Linked DNA regions of Homo sapiens: region 1 is linked to region 2. A link is an interaction called in ENCODE POLR2A ChIA-PET data of the cell type or tissue named here. Cell type or tissue: HepG2. All regions are shown on one strand. Links, peaks and the distances in the headings refer to the core of each region. The heading gives the core; the rest is flanking DNA. Region 1 has its middle 19 kb from the start of GLDC. Region 2 overlaps GLDC (glycine decarboxylase).

Region 1 (5,380 bases), core at 205-5,204, 74 kb before region 2:
TGGAACAGCAATTGAGGGATACTGTTTGGGAACGCGATTGCCAAGGGCGAAACTAAAAGAATTCTACTAGGTAGAAGAGGGGAATAATAATAAGAGTTGATAGTATTTACATGCACTAGGCATTCACTGTTCTAAGCACTTTTATATATGTTAAAATAAAGGGTAGGTAAATAAATTAACAAAACTCCAGTCCACAAACCCCCGTCTCATATAGAGGGGAGCTATAAAACTTTTTTTTGTTGTTACAGACAGGTCTCACTCTCACCCATGCTGCAGTGCAGTGACATGTGCTTGTAGCTCATTGCAGCCTCCAACTTTTGGGCTCAAGCAATCCTCTTGCCTCAGGCTCCTGAGTAGCTGGGACTACAGGTGCCTGCCACCATGCCGGCTATTTTTTATTTTATAATAAAATAATAAAATACCTAATGTATATTTTATATTGTTAAATATAATATTTATATTATATATAAATACAATGTAATATTAATATAACATTAATATAATTAAAATATAATATTTATATAATTATAATATAATAATAAGGCTGGGCGCAGTGGCTCATGCCTGTAATCTCAGCACTTTGGGAGGCCGAGGCCAACATGGTGAAACCCCATCTCTACTAAAAATAGAAAAAGTAGCCGGGTGCGGTGGCAGGCGCCTGTAATCCCACCTACTCCGGAGGCTGAGGCAGGAGAATCACTTGAACCCTGGAGGTGGAGGTTGCAGTGAGCCGAGACTGCGCCACAGCACTCCAGCCTGGGCGACAGAGCAAGACTCCATTTCAATAATAATAATAAAAATAAAATAAAATAAAAATAGCCATCATGGTGCCAAGCACCTATAGTCCCAGCTACTCAGGAGGCTGGGCAACCACCTTTGAGAAAAGGCTATCTAGTCACAACTGCTTTTTTTTTCTTTCTTTCTTTCTTTTTTTAATAGAGACAGGGTTTTGCCATGTTGCCCAGACTGGTCTTAAACTCCTGGGCTCAACCTATCTGCCTGCTATGGCCTCCCCAAAGTGTTGGGATTACAGGCTTGAGCCACTGGGCCTGGCTTACAAATATTATTATTTTTTTTGAGATGGAGTTTTGCTCTTGTTGCCCAGGCTGGACTGCAATGGCATGATCTAGGCTCACTGCAACCTCTGCCTCCCAGGTTCAAGCGATTTTCCTGCCCCAGCCTCCCGAGTAGCTGGGACGACAGGTGCGTGCCACGACGCCCAGCTGATTTTTGTATTTTTAGTAGAGACAGGGTTTCACCATGTTGGCCAGGCTGGTATCGAACTCCTGACCTCAGGTGATCTGCCTGTGTCAGCCTCCCAAAATGCTAGGATTACAGGCGTGAGCCACTGCACCCGGCATGAAAGAGTGACCTTTGGAAACTGACTGAGTCTGTTCCTCTTCTTGGGAGCTGCTGCTTTTCTTTTTTTTGAGACAGAGCCTTGCTCTGTCACCCAGGCTGGAGTGCAGTGGCGCGATCTCGGCTCACTGCAAGCTCCACCTCCCAGGTTCACGCCATTTTTCTGTCTCAGGCTCCCGAGTAGCTGGGACTACAGGCGCCCGCCACCACACCCGGCTAATTTTTTGTATTTTAGTAGAGACGGGGTTTCACTGTGTTAGCCAGGATGGTCTCGATCTCCTGACCTCGTGATCTGCCCGCCTCAGCCTCCCAAAGTGCTGGGATTACAGGCGTCAGCCACCGCACCCAGCCAGAGGAAGACTCTTAACAAATCTTGTCCATTGGAAAGGCACTGACTCAAATCTGCAGAACAAATCTTACTAAACAAGCATTGTTTACTATACTTTCTCTGGTCATCTCCCCACTACTTGCCTCCCCATTCCCAGAAACCCAAAACTCCTTTTCTTCTGTTTAGTCTGAGATGTTATATCAGTCCCAGTTCTAACCAGCCCTTGGGGTTACTCATATGGGTGTTTCCACGTATACATGCAAGATGCACAAGTTAGTGAACTTCTGTTTGCTTTACTCATGCTAATCTGTCTTTTGCCAGACTAGTTTACAGGGACTCAGCTGGAGACCCTAAGATGAGTAAAGGAAAATTACTTCTTTTCTCCCATGCATATGTTTCATCTTGACTCTACTTGGCTTTTTTTCCTCTTCATTTTTTGTGAAGGCTGTATGTGTCTGGGCTTCAATATTTTCAAATGTATGGATGAGTTGTTCGTCTTCTTGCAGTATCTTTTTTTTTTTTTTGAGATGGAGTCTTGCTGTGTCGCCCAGGCTGGAATGCAATGGCACGATCTTGGCTCACTGCAACCTCTGCCTCCCGGTTTCGAGCAATTCTCCCATCTCAGCCTCCTGAGTAGCTGAGATTAAGGACACCCGCCATCATGCCCAGCTAATTTTTTGTATTTTTGTAGAGACAGGGGTTTCACCATATTGGCCAGGCTGGTCTCGAACTCCTGACCTCAGGTGATCTACCCACCTCGGCCTCCTAAAGTGGTGGGATTACAGGTGTCAGCCACTGTGCCTGGCCATTGCAGTGTCTTTATATCCAATGCACTCACTTTCTAAAATGCATAGAGGATGTTCTATGTGCTATTCCAGAGGTCATTTTTGCAGAGATAATGGCATTTGAGATAAAACACCCATGGTTTATTTGCTCTTTTCACAAGCTGGTCACTGAGTGAACTTTGGAATTGACTCTGATACCTGTTGGTGTAAAGCTCTGTCCAGGCAGTGCTGGATTACACCACCATGGCCAGCAAAGCCAGGAAACTCCATGTGGAAGGGAAAGGCCTCAGTGAGGTGACCCACTTAAGTGTTTTGCCCAATGCCACAAGGGGGGCAAAGTCTGACCATTCTGAAAACTTGTTCCTGTTCCCTTGAGCCACTGTGGGATTTCCTCCCATCTTTAATCACTGGCCATCATAAGCAGTGATTGGAATCGGGTGCATTCCTTCCTTGTCATTCACTCTGTAGCCTTGCACAAATGGGCTGACCTGGGGTTAATTGTTACCTCAGAGGTCACAGGGATCTCCTGCGCACACATTCCATGCAGTCTTTTCCTGTTTCCCTTCCCTCTGACCTCACCGGGTTGTCTGGTCACAGTGTCCCCACCCCATTTATGACATTTTCTCCTCTTTGGTCTCCAGGACTCTATGCTGCCCTGCCTCCTCTCTCTCAAGACTTCTTTGCTTCCTTAAGGAGCTTTGCTCTCGCTCAAGTATAGGTGACCCTCAAGGTTTGGTTGGATCTGTGTGGTTGAATCCTTTCCCAAACAGCCTGCTTGAACACTGTATGCTAACTCACTTCCCCTCACCCAACCCCTGGAGATAGCTCTGGAGCTCAGATCCCTCAACCTGACCTCTGACCTCCACCACACAGGAGCAACTGGCCTGCTCTGTCCTTCCCCTTCGATGCTCCCACCAACCCCCAAGCTCACCTTTCTGGAGCTAGTCAGCTTCCTACACCCTGGACCCACTCTTCACGGACAGCCCTGTTTCCATTATGGTGGCCAAAACCCTCCCATTTGTTAGACTCACATCTCAGGAATGACCTTTGATCATTCACCTGTAAGTAGCAGTAAGGGTCTTCATTGCATTTTACTAATATCAAGTAACTGTTTTTTGTTTTGTTTTGTTTTAGACGGAGTCTCACTCTGTTGCCCAGGCTGGAGGGCAGTGGCACTATCTTGGCTCACTGCAACCTCCGCCTCCCAGGTTCAAGCATTCTCCTGTCTCAGCCTCCTGAGTAGCTGGGACTACAGACGCTTGCCACCACGCCTGGCTAATTTTTGTATTTTTAGTAGAGACGAGGTTTCACCATCTTGGCCAAGCTGGTCTTGAACTCCTGACCTCAGGTGATCTGCCTGCCTTGGCCTCCCAAAGTGCTGGGATTACAGGCGTGAGCCACCGTGCCAGGCCAAGTAACTGGTTTTTGTTTGTTTGTTTGTTTGTTTACAAATAGGACTTTTTGTCACTATTAAAAGTCTGAATTTTAAACAGATACTTGAATTGGTGGTTCATATCTATCAGCTCATTCAACTTTAGCACCTGTCTTGTCCCCAGGAGCTTTTCCAGAACTACTGCCTTGACCATGAAGCTCAATGAATTTTCCCAATTCAAACTTGGGCCGCTTTTCTTTTGAGATGGAGTCTTGCCCTGTCGCCCAGGCTGGAGTGCACTGGTGCTATCTCAGCTCACTGCAATGTCCGCCTCCCGGGTTCAAGCGATTCTCCTGCTTCAGCCTCCTGCGTAGCTGGGATTACAGGCGTGCCATCACACCTAGCTAATTTTTCTATTTTTAGTAGAGATGGGGTTTCACCATGTTGGTCAGGCTGGTCTCAAAATCCTGACCTGGTAATCCGCCCGTCTCAGCCTCCCAAAGTGCTGGGATTACAGGTGTGAGCCACTGCGCCCCGCATGCATTTTCACTTTTCTAATCAGGACATCAGGCAGAGGATAAATAGACTGGTAAGCCTTTTCTTTGTCTTTTCCAATGCTATCTGGAATCAATTTATTGACCACCTTTTCAAGTCACTTTTCTGCACCTCTCAGGTCATGTTTTCAGTCATCTCCTTGGCATACTTGTTGGTATGTGTGTAAGAGGTTTTCTGTATCTGACTGGTTTTTTTTTTTTTTTTGAGACGGAGTCTTGCTCTCTTGCCCAGGTTGGAGTGCAGTGGTGCAACCTTGGCTCACTGCAACCTCTGCCTCCTGCGTTCAAGCAATTCTCCTGCCTCAGCCTCCCAAGTAGGTGGGATAACTGGTATGTGCCAGCACACCCAGCTAATTTTTTTTTTTTTTTTTTTTTAGTAGAGACAGGGTTTCACCATGTTAGCCAGGCTGGTCTCGAACTCCTGACCTCAGGTGATCCGCCTGTCTCAGCCTCACAAAGTGCTGGGATTACAGGTGTGAGCCACAGCGCCTGGCCGACTGTTGTTTTTTACCAACACAGAATAGGCAAAGCAAGCAGTAGTAGTCTTGGTAAGCAAGACATTGGCAGTCTTGACATTAACATGAGCTGCAATCATTGCCCTTTTTTCACCATGGAACACATTTTGTCACTGCTAAGATCCATGCCATGCAAGTTAGGCGTTTTTGCTCTGAACATCCTCGATAATAAGCTTGACTTTTCTAAATGCAACTTCATCATTCAGCAAGGTTCACTTCAAACAAATGACCCTTGAGCAAACAGAGACAAATTTTCATTTCTGGAGTCCTGCTGACTAGTATTTCCCAATATTTCTTACACTGAACATAGCAGGTGCTTCCACATCATACCAGTCTTTCTTAGAAGATGGATCGAATACCTTCTTCTTGGCTCCCTTTTTGCTGCCTTTCATAAGGAGCTTGTTCTTGCCAACCACCAAGTCGCTGCTCGAAGAGCCAGAAAGGTGGAAATGCAACTCATATGAGAA
Region 2 (5,380 bases), core at 236-5,235:
GGGCAACATGGCAAGATCACTGTCTTCAAAAAATTTAAAAAATTATTAGCCAGGTGTGATGGCATGAGTCCTTGATCCCAGTTACTTGGGAGGCTGAGGCAAGGGGATTGCATGAGCTTGAGCCCAGGAGTTTGAGGATGCAATCAGCTATGATCATGCCACTGCATTCCAGCCTGGACAACAGAGTGAGACTGTATCTCTCAAAAAAAAAAAGGTATAATTTTATATATATATATATATATCTGATACTACCTGCTCCCCCATTTCTTGAGAAATAATACACCAAAATACACGCAGTAATGCAATTGTATGTTGATTTTCCTTACTCTTTTATATGTATTTCATAATTTTCTACAGCATGATAATAAACATGTTTAGTTTTTTAAAAAGCAATCACCAAAGCACTCCCCAGGACCAACAAGAGTCTAGTAGAATTTATCTCTTTATTATTCTGTGACATGTCAATGGCTGAGGAGCAGGTTTCTATATGAGAGTTTGGGGGATCTCCTATCTTGTGTAGGTCTCAAGCGAGCAGGGCATCAACTCCAGCATGACCTGTTCTTTGATACCTTGAAGATTCAGTGTGGCTGCTCAGTGAAGGAGGTCTTGGGCAGGGCCGCTCAGCGGCAGATCAATTTTCGGCTTTTTGAGGATGGCACAGTAAGTCAAATTTTCAGTATTTTTACCAGTTTTTCAAATTTTCACATTGTTTCTCATTAAAAGGTTTTCTCTTTGTTTTTAAAAAATAAAAAGGAAAACTTTAGGCACAGTCCTATTTTTTCATAAACAAGTGTTATTTACATTATGCAACACTGTGGTCTTTTCAGTAAAGGATCATTCACCCTTTGCTTTCTTTTAGACTTAGTGTTTTCATATGTGGGACTGAAATGCACATATTTTGTTCATAATACTCCTCTCTTCACAGTATGACTGACTTTAAGATAAAGGCTCTGATAACTGATATACAGGTTAAGGGAAGAAAATCTCCTCAATATCTGATAAGTGGGTTAAGGGAAGAAAAAGATAAGCATGTCTAGCTTCAAAAGGAGTGTCCTGCAGCCATGGAATGTTAGAGTTCAGAGGTGGCTGGCAAAACTCGAAGCCTTGTGAAACCTGGGACTGGTCTAGCCACCTTCCTCTAAGCCTTAGCGTGGAGATAATTGTACCCTGATATTTTGGAATGATGGGATTTTGTTTAGCACTGTCTCCCCTTTGACCTCTCTTGGGATTCCTCCAGTGATGTGGAGTTTAGAGTTGATGTTTTCCATTTTGTTTGTGTTTCTGTAGCTTGGTATTTCTCTTGATGAAACAGTCAATGAAAAAGATCTGGACGATTTGTTGTGGATCTTTGGTTGTGAGTCATCTGCAGTAAGTAAAATAAAAACATGCGTTCCTCATCATAACTATTGGAGGTGGTAGCAAAAGTAGCTTATCCCCTGAGTGTGAGGGAGAAGGGGCCCAAGTGTGACACTGGTAGCTTGTTGTTAAAATTATTCCACTGACTATCCCTTGCTAGTCACTGCTGACAGCTGGAGGTCACTGCTGTAGGGCTCCAGCCAGTATTATGCACCCAGGCTAGTTGGAAAGATTGTTAATGGTGTTTCATTGAAAGTGCCTCTAGGCTGGGGATGGTGGCTCATGCCTGTAATCCCAGCACTTTGGGAGGTCAGGGGGGCGGGGGGGCAGATCACCTGAGGTCAGGAGTTCAAGACCAGCCTGACCAACATGGAGAAACCCCGTCTCCACTAAAAATACAAAATTAGCCAGGCATGGTGGCACATACCTGTAATCCCAGTTACTCAGGAGGCTGAGGTGGGAGAATTGCTTCAACCCAGGAGGCGGCGGTTGCAGTGAGCTGAGATTGCGCCATTGCACTCTAGCCTGGGCAGCAAGAGCAAAACTCCATCTCAAAAAAAGAAAAAAGAAAGAAACTGCCTCTACTACAAAGATGCAAGACATTTGTATCTTGGTTATGTCATTCATTGGAAAATTATGATATTCATTTAATACATATTTATTGAGGACCCAATATGTGTCAGGTGCTATGCTAGGCCCTGAAGACACAGTGGTGAATTAGACATGCTTCTTGTCCTCCTGGTGCTTACAGTTTATTAGGGATTCAGATAAACAAGCTTAAGATTAGAATCCAGGTGACTGATGTGTGAAGATGTTCTGGGAGCTCACAGGATGAGCTCCTTACCAAGAAGATAAGCAGGAGTTATCTAGACCAAGATGGCACAAGAGGGAAAGGAAGATGGGTCCGAGTGTTCTAGACACTGGAGAAAGCAGTCACAAAGGCTGGGAGAGGGAGTACATGAAAGCTATAAGCAGTTCAGTGTAATGAGTTGCTTTCTAAAATAATGAAGTAGTGGGGGAAAGCAAGAGAAAAGTTACCATTCCATGGGATGAGAGTGAAAGAGAGCCGACAGTAGCTACCTAGACCTGTGGCAAGGTGTTAATCACAACAGCCTACACTGCCTGGTGTGTATTAATCACTAAGTAAATATTTGTTAAATGGATAGATGAAAGGAAGTAGAAATACCTTCCAGAGTGCTGAGTGGTGCTGTCTTGCTTATCTGTGCCCTCTTTGAGAGAGGACTTCAAAGGGTTATACCAGATAACATTCATAAATGATCAAAGAAGCATCACAGTGTTCTCTTTTAAACCTCAATTAAACAGGACTGAGTTAGCTCCTTCTCTGTAGAACTCTGCACTAAATTTAATCACAGATATTTGGTTCATGCATTTGAGAAATGTTTCTGGAGCATCACTAAGGGGTCAAGAGGGCCATTATTTTAGTTCATTTGCATTGGAGTACCTGAGGCTAAATAATTTATAAATAAAATAGCTTTATTTGGCTCATGTTTCTGCAGGCTGTGCTGTGCAAGAAGCGTTTGCTTCTGGTGAGGGTTTCAGGAAACTTCCTCTCATGAAGGAAGGGGAAGAGGAGCAGGCATCACATGGCAAAAGAAAAAGGAAGAGAGAGAGAGGAGGGAGGTGCCAGGCTCTTTTTAACAATCACTTCTCATCAGTTCTCATGGGAACTAGTAGAGTGAGAACTCACTCATTACTGTGAAGACAGCGCCAAGCCCATCTTCAACACTGGGGATCACATTTCACCCTGAGATCTGGAGGGGACAAGTATTAAATCTGTATTAGTCATATTATTAGCCTGGCAAGGAATGAGGATCAAGCCATGTATTGATTATATATTCTGGATATTAAATCCTTATCAGATATATGACTTACATATATTTTCTTCCATTCTGTGGGTAGTCAGTCTCTTAACTTTCTTGATAATGTTCTTTGATGCACACACATTTCAAATTTTATAGAAATTTAATTTATCTAATTTTTATATATGTTTATTGTTTATTCCTTTGGTGTCACATTTAAGAAACCATTGCCAGATCCAAGGTTATGCAGATTAGCCCCTATATTTTCTTTTTTTTTTTTAAGATGGAGTCTTGCTCTGTCGCCCAGGGTGGCGTGCAGTGGCATGATCTCAGCTCACTGCAAACTCCACCTCCCAGGTTCACGCCATTCTCCTGCCTCAGCCTCCCGAGTAGCTGCGACTACAGGCACCCGCCAACACGACCGGCTAATTTTGTATTTTTTAGTAGAGACGGGGTTTCACCATGTGAGCCAGGATGGCCTCGATCTCCTGACCTTGTGATCCACCCACCTCGGCCTCCCAAAGTGCTGGGATTACAGGTGTGAGCCACCGCGCCTGGCCTATTTTCTTCTAAGTTTTAGTAGTTTTAGCTTTTAAATTTACATCTTTGGCCAGGCTCAGTGGCCCATGACTGTAATCCCAGCACTTTGGGAAGCCAAGGCAGGCAGATTGCTTGAGCCCAGGAGTTTGTGACCAGCCTGGGCGGCATGGTGAAACATCGTCTCTAGAAAAATACAAAAATCAGCCAGGTGTGGTGGCATGCACCTGTAGCCCCAGCTACTCAGGAGACTGAGGTAGGAGGATTGAGCCCAGTAGGGCCAAGGCTACAGTGAGTTGAGATCGTGCCACTGCACTCTAGCCTGGGTGCTAGAGAAAGACCCTGCCTCCAAAAATATTAAATAAATAAATAAATAAATAAATAAGTAAAATTATATATTTGATCCATTTTGAGTGCTTTGTGGCCCAGCCACCCAGAAGCCTGGATGTCCACATGTGGCTCCAGGCACAGTTCTGGCCCTATCATCTCTGTGTTTCTCCTTCAGGAACTGGTTGCTGAAAGCATGGGAGAGGAGTGCAGAGGTATTCCAGGGTCTGTGTTCAAGAGGACCAGCCCGTTCCTCACCCATCAAGTGTTCAACAGGTTTGTGTGTCTTGTGTGACTTCTGCGTTTTGTGCTTTGGTAATCAGCTAGGGAGTTAGGCAGAGTGCTGCTGCTGATTTCGCCTGCTGTGGCCTGGTTATTCTGGCTCAGCCGTGGCTCCCAAGTATTTCATCCTCATAACGATCCCGTTCCTGACTTGGGAAAAGCACACTTTGTTTCCTGGTGGCTCTGCTCCCTTGGCAGTCAGGAAGCAGGGATGAATAATTGCCAGGCTGAAGTTCACTCCCAAGAGCCCTATATCCTCTTCTTCCCAACCTTCAACTCATACCCACAGTCAGCTTCTTGTCCAAGACATCCTCTGAGGTTTGTGGGGGTCTGTGCCCTTCTCTCTGAGTGTAGTTGACATATTGTCCGTGGCCAAAATTGATCTGCATTTTGAAAGTAGATTTCGGTGTGTCTTATATGTCAGGAGGATGTGCATGGACTCATATCTACTTTTGGGGCCCCTAATTCTGTGTTTTGTGTTCACAGCTACCACTCTGAAACAAACATTGTCCGGTACATGAAGAAACTGGAAAATAAAGACATTTCCCTTGTTCACAGCATGATTCCACTGGTAGTTATTTGTGGCCTTTTTTCTCATTTCCAAGCTACCCCAATCCCACGTCTCTTGGTCCTACCTAATATGCTCCAAGAGCAACAAAGGGGTGGCCATGCTGGGAGAATGGAGGGTTGATTGATGGACTATAGAAAATCACTAATGTGATACATTTTGGATGTTCTTCTTAAAGGGATCCTGCACCATGAAACTGAACAGTTCGTCTGAACTCGCAGTAAGTAGCTCACTTCTGTAAGTGGATACTCAGCAAGGGGCAGTGTTCTAGCTTCCACCTAAGCCCAGAACTAGTGAAATCTACTGGGACTGTGATTCTGTGATTGAAGAACTATTTTAATAATTCTTTACCTTGCTATTCACCAATCTTGGGAGTAACCCTGTATTTCTCACGACTTCATCATTTAAATGTATGGGTAAACTTATTATTTTTTAATAAAATTAATTAAATGTATATGGTATTTATGCCTTTCTATCCTATCCCTCCCCC

What was found. Peaks named below come from ENCODE experiments on the same cell type or tissue, not always from the same donor. Only the 100,000 strongest peaks of a DNase experiment are listed, where the experiment ranks them.
Region 1: POLR2A ChIA-PET joins it to region 2 with 31 read pairs; 6 of 35 experiments call an interaction of 5 or more read pairs at or near these places.

What each region holds. Positions count from the first base shown.
Region 1 is chr9:6,662,375-6,667,754 of GRCh38, reverse strand. It overlaps the pseudogene RPS3AP54. Among named protein-coding and RNA genes, the nearest start is that of GLDC, 19 kb to the right of the region's middle. RefSeq lists a cis regulatory region at 2,646-2,659 and an enhancer at 2,581-2,725. In HepG2, for the core only: no CTCF peak of the experiment used is centred there; DNase peaks (open chromatin) are centred at 2,694 and 2,984; H3K4me3 peaks cover 268 bases.
Region 2 is chr9:6,588,131-6,593,510 of GRCh38, reverse strand. It overlaps GLDC (glycine decarboxylase), which reads left to right. Exons shown (of 25, transcript NM_000170.3): 10 at 521-660; 11 at 1,288-1,368; 12 at 4,219-4,316; 13 at 4,809-4,893; 14 at 5,069-5,110. Among named protein-coding and RNA genes, the nearest start is that of GLDC, 55 kb to the left of the region's middle. RefSeq lists an enhancer at 2,408-2,702. In HepG2, for the core only: no CTCF peak of the experiment used is centred there; DNase peaks (open chromatin) are centred at 1,100 and 2,570.